2 separate regions of the Homo sapiens genome follow, and region 2 is linked to region 1. A link is an interaction called in ENCODE POLR2A ChIA-PET data of the cell type or tissue named here. Cell type or tissue: PC-3. All regions are shown on one strand. Each heading gives the region's core, and the rest is flanking DNA. Links, peaks and the distances in the headings are about the cores only. Region 1 overlaps LINC02625 (long intergenic non-protein coding RNA 2625). Region 2 overlaps CABCOCO1 (ciliary associated calcium binding coiled-coil 1).

Region 1 (5,331 bases), core at 1-5,000:
TCAGCATGTATTTATAACTTATGATACTCTGTGTTATGGGTTGAACTGTGTGCCTCAAAACAGACATGTTGAAGACTAAGCTCCCAGCACCTCAGAATGTGATCTTATTTGGATATAGAGCCTTTACAGAGTTAACCAAGTTAAAATGAGGTTATTAGGGTGGGCCCTAACCTGTCATGACTGCTCTCCTTATAAAAAGGAGAAATTTGGACACAGAGACAAACATGCATAGAGGGAAGACTGTGAAGACATGGGGAGAATGCCATCCACAAGTCATGGATGTCCGAGGCTACCAGAAGCTGAGAGGGAAGCCTGGAACAGATTCTCTTAAAATGGTCAGAAGGAATCAACCCTGTCAGCATTTTCATTCAAGACTTTTAGCCTCCAGAACTCAAACAATAAATTTCTGTTGTTTCAGCCACCCAGCTATGGCAGTGCCAGGAAACTAGCATACAATGTTACTTTGCCGGCAGTATTAATCCATTAAAATTGAATCCAGTTTTTGCAGTGGCATGCATCTATAGTCCCAGCCACTTGGGAGGCTGAGGCAGGAGGATAACTTGAGCCCAGGGGTTTGAGACCAGCCTGGAAAACATGATGAGAGCCTGTCTCTAAAAAAATATTTAATTCAATGTAACAAATGCCTGTAAATGAATTCAGGCAGAGGTGGTAATAGTTGATAATGATGTAATGTGCTCCTCCCTCCTCAAGCTCTCTGCATCTCTTCCCCACCGAGACCCACACTTTCCTATCATCTTTTCACTGTCCCTCCTCTCCTCAAGGTTCTTGGTTTACTCTCTACCCAGCCTAGACTCCTTGGACCATCATTATCATCACTTTATTGCATTCCATCAACTAGTTCACCCTCTCTCTCTTCATTATTTTCCTCTGGAAGACCCCAACCTGGATTAAATTACACTCTCTGCTTGTTCCTGTGCAGTTCAATGTGGCGGGAGAAAACACGCATGCTGAACATCACACCTTAATTAATAACCCCTAGGGCTGCCAGAACTGCCCGGTCTAGTTTTTCCCTTCCTTTACTATGAACAAATCCTCCTCGAAATTCTAGTATCCCTTTCCCTCCTCTTCTGCTCTCCACTCTCAGCTAATGATTTTGCTTCCTGTTTCACACAGAAGTAATCAAAAGATGTCTACATGTTCCAATTTCCACACCTTCCCGAATCTGTGCTGTTGGGCTCACTGGCCTCTTCCACATGCCTGTCTAAGGCCAGCCCCTCCTACTGGCCACCAGACCTCAGCTCTTCTCCCTATTCAAGATTTGGTTCTTGGGCTGTTTCCTTCTTTCTGGTATCGTTAATCTCCCTGTTTATTTGTTTCCTAGATATTTCCCATTAGCATACGAACATGCTGTGATTTTTCACATCTCAAAGAAAAAGAACCTCTCCTGACACACACCTCTTCCAGCTGCCACTCCGTTTCTCAGATCTTCTTTACAAGAAAACGAGTAGAACAAATTGTCTTTATGTTTTTATCCAATCTCTCTCCTTTCATTCTCTCTTGAAGTCACTTGAATCAGTCTTCTGCCCCCAACACTCCACTAAGACTGATACTGTGAATGTCACACAATGGTCTCCAAACTACTAAGTCCATTGGAGTATTCTCAGTCCTCATCTTACTTGACATATTAGAAGCACTTGACACAAATGATTACTTCCTCATCATTGAAACATTTTTTTTCCTTTGGTGCTAAGACTCTATACTTACCCATTTTCCCCCCATCTCAATAGCCACTCCGTTTGCAACTCCTTTAATGGTTTCTCTTCATTTCCCAAACACCTAAATGTTACCATATTCCTAGACTCAGTCCCTGGAATTCTTATCTTTTATACCTACCCTCACTTGGTAGGTGAGTGTGGCACCTTTCTCAGGGTTCAAAGTACCTACCTGCTGATCATACCTGTTTTTATCTTTCAGTTTTCATCTTTCCCTTGAATGCCAGATTGAGGTGCCCGCTTGACAACTCCACTTAGGTGGTGAACAGGGTCTTCGGTTTAACACAGCCAAGATGAAACTCCAGGTCTCCTGTCCCACCAGTAATTTTTTTCTTCCAGCAATGTCCTTTTTCTGTTTTATATGTATTCTTTTAGAGACAGGGTCTTGCTCTGTCACTCAGGCTGCGGTGCAGTGGCTTGATTATAGCTCACTGCAACTTCAAACTCCTGGGCTTAGTGATCTTCCCACCTCAGCCTCCTGAGTAGCTAGGACTATAGGCACATGCCACCATGCCTGGCTAATTTTTCTATTTTTCGCAGAGGCGGGGTCTCTCTATGTTGCCCAGGCTGGTCTTGCACTCCTGGGCTCAAGCAGTCTTCCCATCTCAACCTCCCAAAGTGCTGGGATTACAAGTATGGGCCGCTGAACCCAGCCAGCAATGTCCTTTTCACAGTACATGGGAACTTTCACTATCAATTGCTCAGACCTCAAACCTGACATTTACCTCTAACTCATATTTTTATGGTCAGTTTCTGAGAAAGGAAAGATGTTGACTCATCCTTCAAAAGGAACACAAAACTCAATGACACTTTCCACCTTCACCACTCACTTTTTGGTCCAAGTCACCATCACCTCACACTTGGTTTTTGCAACAGCCTCCTAGTTGGTTTTCATGCTTCTGACCTTGAAACTCTATAGTTTTACCAAAGCAGCCCAAATGATAGACTGATTTTTAAAAATAACACTTTATTGGTGTATCATTCACCTACCATATAATTCACCATGTAAAGTGTTCAATTCTCTGATTTTTTTTTTTTTTTTGAGATGGAGTTTCACTCTTGGTGCCCAGGCGGGAATGCAATGGCATGATCTCGGCTCACCACAACTTCTGCCTCCCAGGTTCAAGCAATTCTCTTACCTCAGCCCCCTGAGTAGCTGGGATTACAGGCATGCGCCACCACGCCCAGCTAATTTCATATTTTTAGTAGGGATGGGGTTTTTCCATGTTGGTCAGACTGGTCTCAAACTCCTGACCTCAGGTGATCCGCCTGCCTCGGCCTCCCAAAGTGCTGGGATTACAGGCGTGAGCCACTGCGCCTGGCCCGATTTTTAATATGTTTATAGATTTGTGCAACTGTCACCACAATAAATTTTATAGTATTTTCATCACTTCTAAAAAGAAACTCCATTACCATTGGCAGTCATGTCTTATTTCTCCCTAACCTTCCCTGCCCCCTTAGTCCTAGGCAACTGCTAATCTACTTTCTGTTTCTATGAATGTGCTTACTTTGGACATTTTATATGAATGAAATCTTATAATATTTATCCCTTGTGAGGCTGGGGCTGGTGGCTCATGCCTGTAATCCCAGCACTTTGGGAGGCTGAGGCAGGCAGATCACTTGAGGTCAGGAGTTCGAGACCAGCCTGGCCAACATGGTGAAACCTTGTCTCTACCAAAAATATAAAAAATTAGCTGGGTGTGGTGGTGTGCGCCTGTAATCCCAGCTACTGGGGAGGCTGAAGCAGGAGAATCGCTTGAACTTGGGAGGCAGAGGTTGCAGTGAGCTGAGATCATGCCACTTCACTCTAACCTAAGTCATAAGAGCGAGACTCTGTCTCAAAAAAAAAAAAAAAATTATCCCTGTGACTGGCTTCTTTCACTTAGCATAATGTTTTCAATGTTTATCCATGTTATAGCATGTATCAGTATTTCTTTAAATTGTCTAACAATATTCTGTAGTATAGATATGTTATATTTTATTTATCCATTATCAGCTGATGAACATTAGGTTGTTTCCATTTATTGGGTATTATGAGTAAAGCTGCTATGAACATTTGTGTACAAGTTTTTGCAAGGGCATATGTTTTCATTTCTCTTGGGTATATACCTAGAAGTGAAATTCACTTCACGAGGCAGCAGGAAGGAGAAGTGCCAAGTGAAGGGGGAAGAGCCCCTAATCAAACTATCAGATCTCCTGAGATCACCATTATCATGAGAACAGCATGGGAGAACCTCCCCCATGATCCAATGACCTCCACCTGGTCTCTTCCTTGACTCACGGGGATTATGGGGATTACAATTCAAGATGAGGTTTGGGTGCGGGCACAAAGTCTAACCATATCTCCAGAGGAGAGGTAGTGTTAGAAATTTGGCTCCATTTGTCCCTTAGATTCCCCAAAAGATGGTGCCTCATAACTATCTGGAATAACAAAAGATGATGGGCATGTGTCTATATGTGTGTGTGGGTGCCCATAAGGCAAGGGTTCTAATTTCTGCCATGTCACTAATTTGCTGTGTGACCCTGAGTAAGTCACTTAGCCTTCCTGAGCATAGTTTCCCTGTTTGTAAAACAAGGAGGTTGGACTACATGATTTTTGAGCTCTTCCCATCCCTGAAAGTCCATATCCTGTCATACTTTTTACCTAATGAGATATTAACTCCGGCTTCATTTTAGGACTTAGGGTCCTGGGAACTGGCAGCTATCAGCAAATAATCTCCAAATGAAATTTGAACACAGTGGAGCTTAATGTATTTTTGTATTTGGGCTTTGGGAGATCAAATTTTGAATTGGCAATATAGGGAATTCAGTTACTATTTTTGACAAGCGGTTGGACTTATTGAATGATACATTGGATCTGGCAGCATTACTAATGAATCAAGGAACAAGGACAGAGTTAACATTTTCAAAATAGTTGAAGGGCCTTAAAAAATTGACCCTAATGAGGACACTAGATTCTTTTTAGAAACCACAGAATTTGCCTTGCAAAGACCCTCATTATGCAGAATGAGCTACTTAAAGACAGAGGAGAGAAGTGGTATGAGGGGAGGAGGGTTAGGAGGAGAAATAAAGCTTTGGGGATGATGGGAGCTCAAATTGTCTAAGCAAGAGGACTATTATTTTGCTCACAATAGATCAGTTAGATTCTTACTTGTGTTTGTTTGTTGGGAGAGGAGGAAAGTGGCCCTCATGAAATTGTGAGGGTAGGAAGGTAGGGTTCGTGGGTCTTTGTGATGCTTGTGGAAATAAAAGGTTTTCTTTCTGTACAGCAAAATTGTTATTAATGACACAGAAAAATCAGAGCTAATTTGCACTAATGTGATGACACATCCTAAGATCAGCTTTTTGGGTGATAGTCTGATCCTGTGTGATTGTTTGACGTGCCCTAGGGTTACCTCAATCTAGAGGTTCCCTACTGGGTCAAGTTAGGGATGGATGGGGCTGGAACCTAAGCTATGGATGAACTCCCTGGCCATAGCCTACCAAGAGGCAGAGAGGATGAAGGGCATTGGAGAAAGTGGAAATACGGTCTAGAACTTCTGCCTCAGCTGCTGAGTGTCTCCGTGATCTTACTGCTGACAAGGGGTCCTAGGGTGTG
Region 2 (5,379 bases), core at 380-5,379, 73 kb after region 1:
ACAACAAATTACTTTTATTAAAAAGCTGACAAATTCCAAAAATAGCACAAAATTAAAAATTAAATTTAAAAATTAAGTGCTTAACCTATCTCAACAATACACTTAACCCTACTTTTTTGGGCTTCATATTCTAATCAGCCCTTCAGGTACAACAACATTAGAATATTATTTTCCGTAGAAAAAATAGAAAAATTAGTCAGTCTTTTTTCTAGCTTGGTTAACGGATATGTTTTTAAATTATTAATAGTTTAGGAAAGCTTCAGCCTCACAACTTATTATTGGTAACATCATATAGATTTTAGCATTAATGTCCAATTTCAGAAAACATTTAGCAAGTTTTCTTCATACATTAGCTAAAAGATTTAAGCTTCTTTTCAGGTTATTTTATGCAGGAAACAATTTAAAATACTCTTTACTCCTTAAATAGGTGGCACTCATTCACCAAGTTGTGTTGATGCCCTCCTTGGAAAGGCATATTATACAATTTATGCTACCTTCATCAATATTAGTTATTTTTTTGTAAAAATGCAAGAAGCTTAAATCTATTTTTAATGTTGTCATATGATTCACTTCTATTAATTGGGTTAGCAATTAATAATAAGCAATGCAGAAACTTATTCATTGCTTCCATTTAAAATGTATTTCTTCCTTTTATTGGATTTTAAAATTTATTTATTTATTTTTATTTTATTATTTTATTTTTTTTCTTTGAGATAGAGTCTCACTCTTGTCATCCAGGCTGGAGTGCAATGGTGCGATCTTGGCTCACTGCAACCTCTGCCTCCTGGGTTCAAGCGATTCTCTTGCCTCAGCCTCCCGAGTAGCTGGGATTACATGTGCACACCACACTCAGCTAATTTTTGTATTTTTAGTAGAGATGGGGTTTCACCATGTTGGTCAGGCTGGTCTCGAACTGCTGACCTCAAATGATCCTCCCACCTCAGCCTCCCAAAGTGTTGGGATTACAGGCATGAGCCACTGCACCCGGCCCTCTTATTGGATTCCTACTTTAGTTATGACCTCAATTTTGGGGAGTTATGATTTACTTCTTGATGTTAAATTAATTTCTATTGATTTCATTGCTCATTTATATTGTTCGTTTCATATTCCACTATATTTTAATTTTTTTCTCAGTTCTCAGTAAATAAGTCAATTTAAAGATGACAAAAGAAGGTACCCTGCATATAATCCCAAATCAGAAGTTGTAATTTCTCACTTGTTGAACTAAAACATTCCAGAAGTCTGCCCAAATTGCAGTTAAAATGGTATATTCAAAATTTACTGAATAAAATGTTTGCATTTCATTTGCACTTTGGTTTTTATTCCAAGTCTTCAAAAATATATTTTAGAGTTCTTAAAATGTCACTTAAATCATGGCAAGACTTGAATAGCTTTCTACACAGCTGATGTTTAGATGAATATCCCGTAGGCTTGCTGCTAGCTCCATACATTTCAAACCTGGTTTCTCCTCCTCCATTACTCACACATGTCCAGAGCCTGCCCACAAAGGACACACAGACAGGATCTGGCATCTTTCTATCATGATGTCACAGTGGATGGTACGAGAAGCTGTATCTATACAAAGATGGCGATAGATTATTATACAAGAGTTCCCTCTCCCAGTTGAGGTAATGACCTTTCTAATGTACATATCCAGTCCTATCTGTTTGTTGGAAGTTTATATTTTGTCATTCCAATATCACATTAAACTTAATGTATTTAAAACTAAACTTATATTCACATCTCATTATTATTATGAAAAATTGGCTTCGAATTATACTAATGGCACAACTTCTCTTTTAGATCCTCTTGTTCAAATGTGTGCAAATTTTGGTTTGTCTTAGCTTCTCAAGTCGTTTATATCCAAGTAGTTACCAACTTCTATGTTAAATTTCCTTTATAATTTTTTTTTTGAGACGGAGTCTCGCTCTGTCGCCCAGGCTGGAGCGCAGTGGTGCGATCTCTGCTCACTGCAGCCTCCGCCTTCTGGGTTCAAGCGATTCTCCTGCCTCAGCCTCCCGTGTAGCTGGGACTACAGGCACGTGCCACCATGCCTGGCTAAATTTTCGTATTTTTAGTAGAGACAGGGTTTCACTGTGTTAGCAAGGATGGTCTCGATCTCCTGACCTCGTGCCTCAGCCTCCCAAAGTGCTGGGATTACAGGCATGAGCCACTGCACCCAGCCAATATTTTTTACATAAGTCCATTCCTTTCCATTACCGTTGCTATATGCTAGCATTAAAAAAAAAAACTTAGCAATTTCCTAATTTTCCAATTAATCTCTCTGTCCCTAATCACTTTTCATTTCAAAATGTTGTTATAACATTGCCAAGTTACTTTGCTCAAAATACTGCTGTTATCATACCAGTCTCATGCTTAAAACTTGCAATCTAAATTGCTGTTTATAACATTTACATGAGAACTTTTACCAAAGATAGAATTTAAAAAATGAACTCAAATTTCTGAAGAATTAAAGCTACTTCCATATCTAGTAAATACTTTCAATTTGGATGAATTTGGTGGAAAGCTAGTCTAAATTTGAGAGCAGTCTGAATTATAGAATATTTCTAAATAAAACTTCACTTTCAAGTGGTAGCAATTCTCAACCTCTCGAGCAAGATTCCTAGAGAATTTATCCCTCATGGCCGAGGCATCCACTTTTGTAATGAGTTAATTTCTCTCCAATGCATCTAGAATCTTACTAGCTATGCAACTATCCTTGAGAAAATTCAGAAAATAGTCATTTAATCGTTTTCCGTAGAATGTAGTTCTCTTGCAGATCCCTATTAAAAAAGACTGGTATAGTAACTGACAGTGCTAATAAAAGGTTACAAGTTGAGATTCTGGATATACCTAAATGACTTAAGAAAAAAAAAACTCACTTGTAATTAGCAATGTCCATTTGCATATAAACAACAAATGCTGCCAAATTCAAACTGTTCTGCTTAAGAGAGCAAGAGCTGGTTTATAAACAGCCTCCATGTAATAGTCTCTAAATTATGAGTGTCTTTGTTTTTTTATAGACCAAAATTTACTATTAGTGCAGGCCAAGTTGATATATTTGAAATTCAAAGTTATTTGGGCTTGATTTAATATAGTTTTTACTGTGCATAATTTGCAAGAAGGTTCAAGCCACTACAACATTTATTGTACAATTGTTAAGACATAATGTAGACTACAATAATATTTAGTTACAATTATAAGACAACATATTTTTTTGAGAAGACAAAATATGTTATAATAGAGGTGATTCTGGACTTATCATTAAGATGTTTTGAATTTAAATATGTAAAAATTAAAGGTGGCTAATTTTTGTTTACTAGCAATATAATATTTGTTTACTAGCAAAAATATATTTGTTTACAAGCAATATAAAGTAGTGATATTGGTATATTTAGATGGTATTATATTTAGCTGTTAAAGTGACAGAAAATTCAAATTCCAGCAGCTTTGACCTGACAGTATTTTATCTTGCCTTCACATAAAAATCCAGAAATAGACAGTACCAAGCTGTATGGTGGCTCTGCTTTTCACAAAATCTTATGGGATCTAGGCTCCTGCTACCTTTCTGCTCCTGTAACTGGCCTCCATTCCTGTCTCTTTTGGGAGAGTAGATGGTAGATGAACGTATGCTGGCAAATTATACACAGTTGCAGCAAAATTTAATTTGCTGGTTTTCAGCCACTGGTTGTGCATCAGAATCACCATGGGGCATTTAAAAACTAGAGATGCCAAGCCCTACCCCAGACCTATTGAATTAGAATAGTGGTGGGGGAGGTGTCTTTGTTTTTTTTTTTTTTAAATAAGATATTTTATTTATTGTTTTTTTGTATACGCTTTAATTGGTAAGTGAAGATATTTCCCACATTTTCCCCAGATATCATTTAAAAAAATTTTTATTTTAGTTTGGGGGTACATGTGGAGGTTTGTTACATAGGTAAACATGTGTCACAGGGGTTTGTTGTACATATTATTACATCACCCAGGTACTTAACTCAGTACCCAATAGTTATCTTTTCTGCTCCTCTCCCTCCTCCCACCCTCCTGCTTCAAGTAGACCCCAGTGTCTGTTGTTTCCTCCTTCGTGTTCATAAATTCTTATCATTTAGCTCTCGCTTATAAGTGAGAACATGTGGTATTTGGTTTCCTGTTCCTGTGTTAGTTTGCTAAAGATGATAGCCTTTGGCTCCGACCACGTTCCTGCAAAAGGCATGATCTTGTGCTTTTTTATGGCTGCATAATATTCCATGGTGTATATGTACCACATTTCCTTTATCCAGTCTGTCATTGATGAGCATTTAGGTTGATTCCATGTCTTTGCTATTGTGAATAGTGCTGCAACAAAAATTCGCGTGAATGTGTCTTTATGGTAGAATGCTTTATATTCCTCTGGGTATATACCCAGTAATGGGATTGCTGGGTCAAATGGTTACCAGTTCTGCTTTTAGCTTTTTGAGAAATCACCACACTGCTTTCCACAATGATTGAACTAATTTACACTCCCACCAACAGTGTAGAGGGGTTCCCTTTTCTCTGCAACCTCACCAGCATCTGTTATTTTTTGACCTTGTAATAATAGCCATTCTGACTGGTGTGAGACGCTATCTCATTGTGGTTTTGATTTGCATTTCTCTAATAATCAGTGATATTGAGCTTTTTTCATATGCTTGTTGGTCGCATGTATGTCTTCTTTGGAGCAATCAGGCAAGAGAAAGAAATTAAGGGCATCCAAATAGGAAGAGAGGAAGCCAAACTAGCTCTGTTTGCATATGACAAGATAATTCTCTATCTATAAAACCCCATAGTCTTGGTCCAAAAGCTCCTTCAGCTGATAATCAACTTCAGCAAAGTTGCAGAATACAAAATCAGTGTACAAAAATCACTAGTATTCCTACACATCAGCAGCAACCAAACTGAGAGCCAAATCAGAAAGGCGATCCCATTCACAACAGCCACAAAAAAACAATAAAATACCTAGGCAAACAGCTAATGAGGGAGGTGAAAGATCTCTGCAATGAGAATTACAAAACACTGCTCAAAGAAATCAGAGAAGACACAAATAAATGGAAAAACATCCCATGCTCATGGATAAGAAGAATCAATATCATTAAAATGGCTATATTGCCCAAAGTAATGTACAGATTTAATTCTATTCCTATCAAACTACCAATGACATTCTTCACAGAACTAGAGAAAATTATTTTGAAATTTACATGGACCCATGAAAGAGCCCAAATAGCCAAGGCAATCCTAAGCAAAAAGAACAAATCTGGAGGAATCATGTTACCCAACTTGAAACTATACTACATAGCTACAGCAACCAAAACAGCATGGTATTGATACAAAAACAGGCACGTAGACCAAAGGAACAGAATAGGG

Evidence for each region. ChIA-PET counts read pairs that join two places held together with the same protein. Peaks named below come from ENCODE experiments on the same cell type or tissue, not always from the same donor. Only the 100,000 strongest peaks of a DNase experiment are listed, where the experiment ranks them.
Region 2: POLR2A ChIA-PET joins it to region 1 with 5 read pairs; 2 of 35 experiments call an interaction of 5 or more read pairs at or near these places.

The regions. Positions count from the first base shown.
Region 1 is chr10:61,809,381-61,814,711 of GRCh38, reverse strand. The region is part of intron 2 of LINC02625 (long intergenic non-protein coding RNA 2625); the gene reads left to right. Among named protein-coding and RNA genes, the nearest start is that of LINC02625, 56 kb to the left of the region's middle. In PC-3, for the core only: a CTCF peak has its summit at 1,262 (motif pointing left); a DNase peak (open chromatin) is centred at 2,501.
Region 2 is chr10:61,736,476-61,741,854 of GRCh38, reverse strand. The region is part of intron 5 of CABCOCO1 (ciliary associated calcium binding coiled-coil 1); the gene reads right to left. Among named protein-coding and RNA genes, the nearest start is that of CABCOCO1, 76 kb to the right of the region's middle. In PC-3, for the core only: no CTCF peak of the experiment used is centred there; no DNase peak of the experiment used is centred there.